Regions from separate parts of the Homo sapiens genome. Here region 2 is linked to region 1. The links are chromatin contacts, found by Hi-C or POLR2A ChIA-PET in ENCODE. All regions are on one chromosome and are shown on one strand. Each heading gives the region's core, a stretch centred on a gene start or an enhancer-like site at or near the end of the contact. The rest is flanking DNA. Distances are from core to core; before and after follow the strand shown. Region 1 has its middle 86 kb from the start of CACNA1E. Region 2 holds the start of DHX9 (DExH-box helicase 9).

Region 1 (6,003 bases), core at 2,606-5,105:
ACGTCAGGCCACATAAACTTCAGGAAAGGAGGGGTAGCAGGCAGCTGACTGTATATACATCAAAGGAATGATATATATAATCAAAAGAATGATAAATCATCAGTTAACTAGAAAACCTCTGGCTAGAAATAAGGTAAAACATAAATTTAAAAAGATCAAGTTGTTTTCCACTAAAGTGGCTGGAAACTCAGAAATCTAGCAAGATCCTGGAAATAATGAATGCTAGATTTTTATAACCTGAGTTTTGTGAAGCAAATTCAAATCTGCTTCACGATGTACCCCTGGTGGGGGGGAACACTGAGATATAGCATAGAACTACAGTAGATCAGATTCCCTATTATTTATCTGGGTCACCTGTACTATTCATCCTTCAAAACATTTAAGGCTAAAATTTAGCAATGAAGGTCTTAAATGTTCAAGGTTACCACTTAGGGCCTCACCTGTAATTTTTACAGTTTAAATGTCCATTACTATGGCATGGGTTTTGTTAGCTTCATCCCAGGCAATGATATCCATGAAATTGTGATTTGTTGTACTAATTGTATTTTTACTATTTTAACAGTAAATTCCTTACCAAAGAAAATCATCAAGCATACCACCCTGTGGGAAACATCTAACAAGTCACACTTTGGGAAACACTGTCCTCACTGGCACGTAGTATCTACATAATATTAAACAGTCATCTCAGGTGTTAATGCTGAACATGAGGTGAGAACATTAAAGATCCCCCGAGCTATCTTCCCAGTCCTGCTGGAGTCAGCTCGATCACATTCCCTCCACAGTCATTCAGTCTTTGAACACCTCCGTTGACAGGGATTTCACTATTTCATTACCACCCTCTTTCCCCCACCACCCAAGCAACTATTCCAACTTTAGATAGCTCTATTAGGATGATCTTTCTTACTCTGAGCTGAAATCAATGTGTGTCAACACAGAAATCAGTGGTCTGTAAGTAAACACAATTCATTCACCTGTGGCCACCTGGGACAATCTAGAAAAAGAGGATGTAATCAGCAATAAAAACAATGAAGAGAGGCCAAAAATCAATGTATCTCCTGTCAGAATAGCTCTACGGAAATAACTCAGTGTTTTCTAAATTGACTTAGAAGACCACAAGATTTTTCATTTGCTTTTTTTTTTTCCTTCTACCTCTTTTCCTTTAAAAAAAAAAAAACTCTCTAAACTTTCTTCCCTGTGAAAAGCTAATTGTAACTTTCCTGCAAGCCATTACTCAGGTTATTTTGGGAAGAATCAACTCCTACAACTTCAGAGGAAGGACGGAAAGGTCACAATACTGGGAAGAATCAAAGGATTGAGGGGATGTGGTGGGGGGACTCACTGAAGGACCCAGGTTCATGTGAGGCAGAGGAGATTCTCCCTAATATTTATGTCCTCATAGTGTAGACAGAATTTCTGAAGTGACCTTCTACACAGCAGCATTGCCTGGAAGGGAGGAAGGGAGCTCTGTTTCCAGTTGGATCTCCATTGCCTTTTGCCTTTTGATTCAAGCTGAAAGGCTGATTTTTAGGGATGGGGCTACAGATTTCAAAGGGGTGTTGGTTTTCGCTTGATGAAGTCAAAGCCAGTGGAAACTATGACTATAGTAGGTCCAGCTGCACTGCTCAGACCTCGTTTCTGAAAGTGAGACAGGATGGAAAGTGGTCATAGTGAAAGGTGACCAGGTTGGGTGGGGGTGACAGAGCAATGCTGGTGCTTCATGGAAGCCAGTCCTCCTTTAGCTCATGGAGGGAGGGCACTCCGCACACCCTGCTCCAGCTGCCAGGAGGTGCCTCCAGAGTTCCTGCGCTTTGAATCAGCTTTTCTGGCCCTTCTTGCCCTTCTTCCAGCCCTGGCTTTGCAATTTACTGGCTTAATATCCTTGAGCAAGTCAGCCAACCTCTCTGGGCCTCAGTTTTCTCATCTGTAATATGGAGATAATTGTCCTTTCCTCCAATAGATTTATTATGAGGGTTAAATAAAATAAAGTGTGAGCATGCACTTCCTAAGCTACAAAGCTTATGGAAGAAATTGATGTGATCTTAATCTAATTTAAGGTTTTGGCACCAAAAATAGGTGCAAAGTTTTGTTTTTATTTTGTTTTGCCTTGTTTGTGTTTTTCTGGAAATGGTGATAAAGGGAGAGCTGGTCCTTGCACGTCAAGACTCTTCAGAGAAGGAAGGGAAATTAAACTGCCCCTCCTCTCAGCCAAGGCATCTGGGTAGAGCCTGTGGCTTTCATAGATGTTCAGATGGCAGCAGTTTCATTTTACAATTGACCTCAGAAGAGACAGAGGTTGAAGCAACAGCAGAGGGCTGAGCTTCAGAGTGGGGACAGGAGAAAGAGGCGGCTTCCCCAGGCAGACACTAGCTTAATAAGGTGACATTTGCACATTAGCAGCAGGCTGGCTAATTGATTTGTTCCTGTTACAGGAGCATCTGTCTCTGCAAAAAGGCGATGGCCACCAGCTCTGGCACAGTTGCTAGGAGAGTGTCCAGGATCTCTCAGGTCATTTTTTGCCCTAGCCAATAGGGTAAAAGCATTTTGAGAACCAGGAGAATGCCAATGAGAACTGACTGGAGTACAAGAAGGGTAAGGGCTACATGTGGAATCCCCAGGGCTGCGGAGCTCAGCAGGGAGAGGGAAGGACAAGACGGGATGAGGGGGAGGGACACCAGGTCCTGGAGCTGGATTCTAAGCATCGCTGATGTAGCCCATACAAAAGTTTTTCTCACTTTCCTCCTTTTTCCTGGAGTCTTCCTAGTGACGTGATGAGAGGCTGAAACACCCCACCCTGTCCAGGCGCAGTGGCTCATACCTGTAATCCCAGCACTTTGGGAGGCCGAGGCAGGCGGATCACTCGAGGCCAGTTCGAGACCAGCCTGGCCAACACGGTGAAACCCCGTCTCTACTAAAAATACAAAAATTAGCCTGGTGTGGTGACGCATGCCTGTAATCCCAGCTACTTGGAAGGCTGAGGCAGGAGAATCACTTGAACCCGGTAGGTGGAGGTTGCAGTGAGCTAAGATCGTGCCACTGCACTCCGGCCTGGAAATAAACAAAAAACTCACCGAGGCAGGGGCCTGGGTTTTGTAAGGGTTCAGGACAGAGTTCCCATCCACCATTATTGTGGTGAGACGTAGTAATAGAAGAGAATTCTATAATGTGAGGCCTGCTGGGAGCATGGGAGGCATCAGTGAGGACTGATGCTCTTGACCCTCCCAGAGACATTCTGAGAGCTCCTGTAGACCTCTGCCCTTTTTTACTGTGAAGGTCTGTTTGGTTGCCTCTAGAATTCCCTCATCTGGTGGCAGAAAACCCACCTATCTTCAGGGCTTGGAACTACCCTACAAAGCAGGTCTGCAGCTTGCAAGGGAGTCCCAGCTGTTCCATTGGCCAGGTTCGCTGCAGAGGTGTTCAAACCAGGCATCTTCTGCAGGCTGGACAGATGTGTTCTACTCTTAAAATAAAGTAGCTCCAGTCTTTACCCAAGTCCCAGAAGAAGAAGTAGTTAATGGAAATAATTTTCCCAATTTTAAGATTTCTCTCCTGTGATTTATTTTCCTTAAACTCTTGAGATCTGATACCTCTTGTCTCTATAAGAATGTAGTGGGTAATTTTATCTGTTTTAGCGTAAACTATTTATTCTGGGTTGAGGGAATCTCTGTTTCTATGTTATTCCACATTGTTCTACTCAGGACCAGGCTCCAGCAATTACCTTTCTCTTCTGCGTCATCAATTTTTCACTCGTTGGATTACTCCTATCAATGTGCAAACATACTGTTGTTTCTCTCATCTTAGAAAAACCACTTCCTTCATCAGCTATTTCCTGATTTCTTTGTTCTCCTTTGTGACAAACTCTTCAAAAGAGTCATTTCTATTCACTGTCTCAGTTCTCCTCCTCCCATCCCTTCTTACACCAACTTTGATCAAACTTTTCTCCCCACGCTTTTGTTAAGGTTATCAATGCCCTCCACATTGCTAAACCCAATGACCAATTGTTCTTGTCATGCTTGATGTGGTAGCCAGCTTCCAAGATGACCCCACCTCCTGGGATGTTCACCTTTGTGCGGTCCCCTCCCACACTGTACCAGGGTTGGTCTGTGTAACCAAGAACATTCAGAGGTGATGGCATGACACTACCACAGTTAGGTACAAAAGACTGTGGCTTCCGTCTGGGGTGCTCTCCTGCAGTCTGTCTCCCTCTTGGGCCACTTGCTGTGGGGGAAGCCAGATGCTATGTCATGAGGCCACTCAGATGGCCTACATGGCCAGGAAATAGGGTGCCAAGAACTGCAAGAGTGAGTTTGGAATGGGATTCTCCAGCCCCAGTTGACCCTAGAGATGACTGCGGCCACAGCTAACAACTTAATTTCAACCCGCAAGAGATCATGAGTCAGGACTAGCCACCTTAGCAACTCCTAGATTCCTAAGTCTTGGAAACTTTGTGAGATAATACATTTTTGTTGTTTTAAGCTGCTAAGTTTTTGAGTGATTTGTTACACAATGATAGATAGCAAATACACTTGACTCATCACATTATTTGACATAATTGATCACTCTTGCCCCCTTGAAACACTTTCTTCATCTGGCTTCCACGACATCACACTCTCCTGGTTTTCCTTCGACCTCATGGATCACTTCTCAACTTCCTTTGCTGGCTTTTCTTCTTCTGCCTCGATTCTTTAAGCTGGAGGCCCTCATGCCGCTCTTAACCCCAGCTGCTCTTCAAACGCACAAACCCAGGAGGAGGTTCTTGGTACCTGCTTGTTGAAAGTTCCAAATATTTTTTCCAAATACTTGAAATGTAATGGTTTTTAAAGTCTTGAGTCCAAATGAGTACTCACTGCCCCCATCAGAAAAGATGGTGACCTCATCCAGTCATGTGATTTGAATTACCATATATGTTGTCAACTCCAAAATTTATAACTCAGCTCAGACCTTTCTCCCAAATTTCTGACTCATATAACCAGGTGCCTCCATGACTTCTCTACTTGGATATATAACATACAACTCAAATTCAACATGCCCAAGTGTGAACTCCTAACTTTTCCCACCCAAGCCTGCTTCACAATCTCCTTCTGAATTGACGGCAGCTCTGTCCTTCTGGTTGCTCAAGCTGTCCTTGACTCCTATACTTCTCATTCCCCATATCCAATCATCAGTGAATGCTATTAAATCTACCTACAAGATATATAAAAAGATCGAGTCACTTCTCACCATCCACTGCTACCATCCTGGTACAAGCCACCATCATCTCTCATCTGGACACAGCAACAACCTTCTAACTGGTCTCCCTATTTCCACCCTTACCCCTCTACAGTCTATTCTGAACACAGTAACCAATGTGCAGCGTGAGCCTCTTAAATAGGCAGAGCACATCATTCCTCTCTGCATAGCATCCTGCAATGTACCCTCCCTTCACTTAGAGTAACAGCCACAGCTGACCTCCCAGTGGTCAGCAAGGCCCTGCACCATCTGGCTTCCTGTTACTTCCCAGACTCTACCTCCTTCTAGTCTCTCTTTCCTCTGCTCCAGCCACACTGGCCTCCATGTTGTTCTCGGAACATGCCAGGCTCACTCCCACAGCATTTGCACTGACTGTTTCTTCTGTCTGGAATGCTCTTCCCCTAAATATCATTCTGGCTAAGTCCGTCATCTTCTTCACATATTTGCTCAAATATCACCTTAACAATGATGGCCTGTCTTAGCCATCCTGTAGAATCCTGCACACTGCCCCACCCTCAGCACTCCCAATCCCCCTTATCCTATTTTCCCCTTTTCCCCCATAGCACTTATCATCTTTCAACGCATTAGAAGCTGTATTTGTTTATGATAGTGTATTGTCTATCTTTCCCTGCTAAAATCTAAACTAGAAAAGGGCCGGTATCTATGTCTGTTTTATTTGATGAGATACCCCAAACCCTTAAGGATTTTTGGCATGTAGTCAACACTAAAAATATTTTAGTGAATGAGTAAATTATCTGAAATTGTTACAAAAGCCTC
Region 2 (6,003 bases), core at 1,556-4,055, 1.4 Mb before region 1:
TCATTGTCTTTTCAGGAAGTAAGAAACTAAGATTTAAAAAAGTAACTTCCAAGTCACCCACCGTGGAGGCCTAAATTCAAATCCAAACTACTATATATTAAGAAAGTTATCATTTGCATATAAATTCAATGTTTTATTCTCATTCTGATTATGACCACTAGCATATTGTCCCCAAAGTTGTAGGCCATGTATTAATAATATAATAAAGTTCAAATACATTAAGCACTCAGTACTGAAGACGGTAACCTATTAACTTAAATGTTCTATACCAAATCTCTCCTTTAGGCCTTTTTATTAAAATTTGAGGATATTAAAGTTTTCTTGAAGTGCAACAAGTCTATAAAATACCACAAGATATGGAGCCTATCAGTCTAAATGCTGAGTCTAAACTGTAAGCAAGATATGAGACCACATTTATAACCAGAGAAAATAAAATATGCTATGAATTTAGTTTGCTGTGAGAAGAAATCCCATTACCAGCATTAAACCGTCTGCTTCACGTTTCACGTTTGATGCATTTTGTTAGCACCTAAGTCTAACGTCATCAAACTGCACCCCTAGCATAAATTTGTTACGTCTGAGTGGCCACAGTCTAACTCTGGTCATCCATTTGGCGAAGGGAATGTCCTATTAACAAAAAAGCCGTGGAAAGCTGAAAATGTTTATCTGGAAATTCCACCTCGTGAATAATTAAACAACAAGCCCTCATGGTGAATGAGTAATATGAAATACGAAGGACTATACTATCAAACTCCTGTCTCCCTAGTCTCTTACAACCCCATAATGTTCAATACCAACTACATGCTATCGATGCCCAAATACATATATTTAAACTTTAGTCTTTTCTCTCTTTTTTTTTTTGAGACGGAGTCTCGTTCTGTCGCTCAGGCTGGAGTGCAGGGGCGAGATCTTGGCTCACTGCAACCTCCGCCTCCCAGGTTCAAGCGATTCTCCTGCCTCAGCCTCCCGAGTAGCTGGGACAACAGGCGCCCGCCACCACGCCCAGCTAATTTTTTGTATTTTTAGTAGACACGGGGTTTCACCGTGTTGGCCAGGATGGTCTTGATCTCCTGACCTCTTGATCGGCCCGCCTCAACCTCCCGAAGTGCTGGATTACAGGCGTCAGCCACCGCGCCCGCCCGTCGTTTCTCTTTAAAGTCCAAAATTAAGTTCATCCAACTGTGGCACTAACTCACCCATTTGCATGCTAACTTGGCATCTCAGTCAAAACAGAATTTTAAATTTCCCCTCAAATCTGTTCCAACACCCTACCCCTACATTTCGGTTTCCATAAACGGTACGACATCCACCAAGTTACTCCTGGCACAAGTTGAGAGTCGTCCACTCCCTTAAGATTCTCCATAGCTATCCCTTGTAGAACCCTTAATGTGTGTCAAACAATATCCATAATAGATCATCTAAATGGAACTATTTTACTTAATCCTTAGTAACCTTGTACAGGTAAGATCACTATCCCTTTAGAGAAGGGGAAACTGAGACAAAGAATATCTTGCTTCAGGAAGACAGAGCTCCTAATTATAAGAGCAAGAATTCGGGCGGGCGCGGAGGCTCACGCCTGTAATCCCAGCACTTTGGTAGGCCAAGGCAGGCGGATCACGAGGTCGAGAGATCGAGACCATCCTGGCCAACATGATGAAACCCCGTCTCTACTAAAAATACAAAAATTAGCTGGGCGTGGTGGCGCGCGCCTGTAGTCCCAGCTACTCCGGAGGCTGAGGCAGGAGAATCACTTGAACCCGGGAGACCGACGTTGCTGTGAGCCGCCATCGCGCCACTGCACTCCAGTCTGGCGACAGAGCGAGACTCTTGCAAAAAAAAAAAAAAAAAAAAAGGCGCAAGAATTCCAGAAAACGTAGCCTGACTCCAGATCTACTACCTTCCACCACTACGCATTTCTGCTTCAAAATACGTCCCCTATCCATTCGTTTCTCCCCATCTCTCCTGCCACCACTACTGCACACCCGGGCTAGTGAAATATTGTCCTACACGGTTTTTGTTTCCACTCTTGCCACCCTAAAACCCATTCTCCTTTGAAGGCCTTCTCGCCACACTCCAGTCACATGGCCTGCTTTCAGCTCCCGCCCAGTTTCTGCCCTTAAGCGATAACTAATCCCTTCCGCTTCTGCAGGCTCTGCTTTTCCTTCGCGTTGGCCGAGGTTATCAGCTCAAAGCCTCCCTCCTTCGAGACGCCTTACCTCGCTATACTAGCCAAAGGCGCTCTCCCTTTACATTCTTCAATTTTTTTTCCTCTACCCACAAGGCCTGCACGACGGCGCCAGTTATTCGTGGCTTGAATGAATGAAGAGCCCTAGGCCAGTGGCGCCCCGGCGGCAACCACCACAGGCGAAGCACCCCCTTCCCTCAGCCGCCGCGGTGCCCCGGCGTACGCAGGCCAGAGGAGGAAGCGCGCTTTGCCTGCTAGAGGCAGCAGCGGGAAACGCTGGGCGGAGGAGAGGGGAGGGGGCCACAGGCTGCCCGGACGGCGCAAGCGCATCGCGGCGAGGCGCGCACGCAACCCGCAATCCGGGGACCCGCGGGCGGCTCGTCCCTTCCCCCACCCCCAGCCGCCGCCGCCGCCCGCGCTTCGCAACAAAGCCGGCTGCGGAGCCATGGTCCACGGCGCCCGCCCGCGACCCCGCCGCCCCGCATGGTAGCCGGAACGTCTCTCCCTTACCAGCCTTCGCTTCCTGGTGCCCAGCTCTTAGGACCGTGTGTGACTCTGGCCTTCTACCGAGACAACAGAGAAACGCACAGCAACTCGCATGGAGGAATCGGCGAAATGGCTCCGACCGCGGCGCTAGGGGGCGGGGCCAGCGAGCGTACGCATGCGCAGAGCGCGTGCCAGGGCGGGGGATGGCGAGGGCGCGCCAATGGAGGGGGCGGGGCTCAGCAACCTCGCGGCGCGGAAGGGTTTCGTTGCTAGGGAGATGGGCTGAGCCGGGCGGGCATCGCGCCAGACCTGCTACTCTGGATAATCCACTCTCCTGGATAATCCACTACCCTGGATAATCGGCTGCCCGCTTTTGCGCATGTTAGGGAGTTGACGGCCTGTAGCATTCTGATGCAGCAAAATATTTCGCAGGGTCTGTCATAGGGATCTCCGGTGAGAGGAGGTTCCCTTCGAAGGCAGAACTGGAAACCTTGCTGCTAACTTGGTAGGGTTGTTGAGATAATTACATGAGATGGCATATGAAGGGCGGCTTAGTTCAATACCTGGCATGTAGTAGGTGTTCAGTGGGCGTAGTTACCGGATTGATTCAGATAGTCTGAACGCCAGTGTCTCTTGAAAGAAATAAACTGGCCGGGCGTGGTGACTGTAATCCCAGCACTTTGGGAGGCCGAGGTGGGCGAATCACTTGGGGTCAGGAGTTTGAGACCAGCCTGGCCAGCGTGGTGAAACCCCGTTTCTACTAAAAAAAAAAAAAAAAATACAAAAATTAGCCGGGCATGGGGGCGGGCGCCTGCAATCCCAGCTGCTTGGGTGGCTGGGCGGGCTCCTGCAATCCCAGCTACTCGGGAGGCTGAGGCAGGAGAATCGCTTGAACCCCGGGGTCGGGGGCGGAGGCGGAGGTTGCAGTGGGCCGAGATCACGCCATTTTCTGGGCGAGAGAGCGAGACTCCGTCTCAAAAAAAAAAAAAAAAACCATGAAAGAAATAAGCTCAGTGAAGGCGGGCATTCTGCCTGGCTAACGCAGGTCGCTCCTTGCCGTGCCTGGAACATTACTGTAAGTGCTCAGCAAACTACTTTAAGGTAGGAATAAAATCTGCAAGGTTGCTTTTGTTTAAATTGGATAACCTTTTGTGTTCCAAGTCTTTGGAGTAATTTTGTGTTCCAAGTCTTTGGAATAATTGTGTCCTTAATTATTATACTAGTCACTGTTAAATTTTGAAACTCCAGTGCGTCCCATGAAGGTAATGATACAAAACATTTCCAGCTGGGATTGTTCCAGGGAATCCAGACTAATCAATTATCTGGGCTCATTATATCTATGGATCTTTATTTTTCACCTCTTTCCTTATGTTTTTCTTAATCCTTCTAGCTGATAGTGATCACTCCCTTTAAAACTGTCATTCTTAAAATCAGAACAACATAGTTTATCATTTACTTATTATTTTCTTCATGTGATTGTTCTCCTTAATTAAGAATAAAATCATTGAAGGAAAGACCTTAATTTTTTTTTTTTTGTACCCTTCAGGGTGTTGAAAGCAGCAGGGGCCTAGAAGACATTAAACCGATACCACAGAAATACAAAGGATCATTAGAGACTATTATGAACAACTATATGCCAACAAATTGGAAACCAAATGGAAATGGATAAATTCCTGAACAGATACAACTTACCAAAATTGGACCAAGAAGAAATAGAAAACCTGAAAAGACCAACTATGAGTAATGAGATTAAATCAGTAATATAGAGTCTCCCATCAAAGAAAAGTCCAGGCCCTGATGGCTTCACTGCTGAATTCTACTGAACAGTTAAAGAAGAACTCATACCAGTTCTCAAACTCATCCTGTGAGGGCAGCATTACCCTGATACCAAAACTAGATATGGACACAAGAAAAAAAATCTATAGGCCAGTATCCCTGATGAACATAGATGCAAGAATCCTCAACAAGACCAGGTGTGGTGGTTCATGCCTGTAATCCCAGCACTTTGGGAGGCCAAGGCAGGTGGATCACCTGAGGTCAGGAATTTGAGACCAGCCTGGCCAACATGGCAAAACCCTGTCTGTACTAAAAATACAAAAATTAGCCGGGCAAGGTGGCGTGTGCCTGTAATCCTAGCTACTTGGGAGGCTGAGGCAGGAGAATTGCTTGAACCTGGAGGGAGGAGGGGCAGAAGTTGCAGCGAGCTCAGATCGTCCCACTGCACTCCAGCCTGGGTGACAGAGTGAGACTCCATCTCAAAATAAGTAAATAAATAAAGAGACTCAACTAGCATAAATGAATTGCAAGTGTTTTATAGTATATAATGAGCACAACAAAAGTATCAATATATTACATGGAAATACATTTTTCAAAGCTGGATCTTTAGCTTCCAAGGATTAAGGAGAATTTTGTTACTGAGTTGGTTCTTAATTTAGGCTCTGCACCTGAGACCTAGAGTCCCCTGGGATTTGGGTCCGAGGACTGGCATTACCTTTGTAGGTGGCTCTTGGCAACTAGCACTGTCTAAGATCTTAACATTTGCAAATGAAGCCTTAAAACATGTCCCAAAAGTATGGAAAGTGGGCCGATTTCAACACAACCATTACCTGTTCCTGGTAGCTGACCAACTAGGAGATTTCAGAGGTCAAGTGGGACAGAGCAGGGTAGGGAATTTTTTTTTAAGCTTTATTATAAAACAGGTAACTTTGTCCCTATCTTAAGAATTTGGAACTGAGGCTATAGGTCACTCAATGATCAAATAATGAAAGGTCTGCTTCAACTGGACTACTTAATATTTCACATTTACCTTTTTGACTAGAAATAACTGATGAAAGTTCACTTAGTTTGGTGGGAAATAAGAGATACAAAGATATCTTCTCCAGGATGAGACTCCCAAAAGCAAATGTTCTCTGAGTACCTCTGTCGCTCAAATTTAAGCCCTTTGGAGTTCCTTTGAGCATGGTTCTGCCCTCATATTTCTGATCACTCCCTCTAGACTCCTACTCAACTTCTCTTCCTCTGTGTGCACTCCAATTGCAAGTCACACCCAGGTTCTGTTCTTAGCACTCTATATACCCTCTACCTGGAGAGTCTTATTCTTCTATATTCCAACCACCATCCATATGCTGATATGGACTGAATATTTGTATCTCCCCCAAATTTTTATGCTGAAGCCCTAATCCTCAATGTGATGGTATTTGGAGATGGCGCTTTTAGGATATAACTGGGTTTAGATGAGGTCATGACAGTAGAGCCCCCATGGTGGGATTAGTGCCCTTATAAGAGGACAAGACCAGAGCCTTCTCTCCTCTGATATAATTACCCACATAAAT

What was found. Hi-C counts contacts between places; a loop is a spot of excess contacts on that map. ChIA-PET counts read pairs that join two places held with the same protein, here RNA polymerase II (POLR2A). Pooled maps may share reads with other maps.
Region 2: a loop to region 1 is called in a pooled map, with 2.9 times the contacts of the local background. The contact joins the promoter of DHX9 here to the enhancer-like site in region 1. A Hi-C loop is called at or near these places in 3 of 50 pooled maps. POLR2A ChIA-PET finds 5 or more read pairs at or near these places in 2 of 52 experiments (GM12878 and T-cell).

Annotation. Positions count from the first base shown.
Region 1 is chr1:181,394,388-181,400,390 of GRCh38, reverse strand. It overlaps a transcript of CACNA1E not described here. Among named protein-coding and RNA genes, the nearest start is that of CACNA1E, 86 kb to the left of the region's middle. RefSeq lists an enhancer at 1,769-1,878. Within about 2 kb of position 3,855, at least 2 of the 41 ENCODE cell types and tissues checked have a DNase peak (open chromatin) inside an H3K27ac peak, as active enhancers do.
Region 2 is chr1:182,836,149-182,842,151 of GRCh38, reverse strand. DHX9 (DExH-box helicase 9) reads right to left here and starts at 2,805. Exons shown (of 28, transcript NM_001357.5): 1 at 2,696-2,805. DHX9-AS1 (DHX9 antisense RNA 1) reads left to right here and starts at 2,561. Exons shown (of 2, transcript NR_148933.1): 1 at 2,561-2,840; 2 at 4,218-6,003. RefSeq lists a silencer at 2,486-2,915 and an enhancer at 2,339-3,180.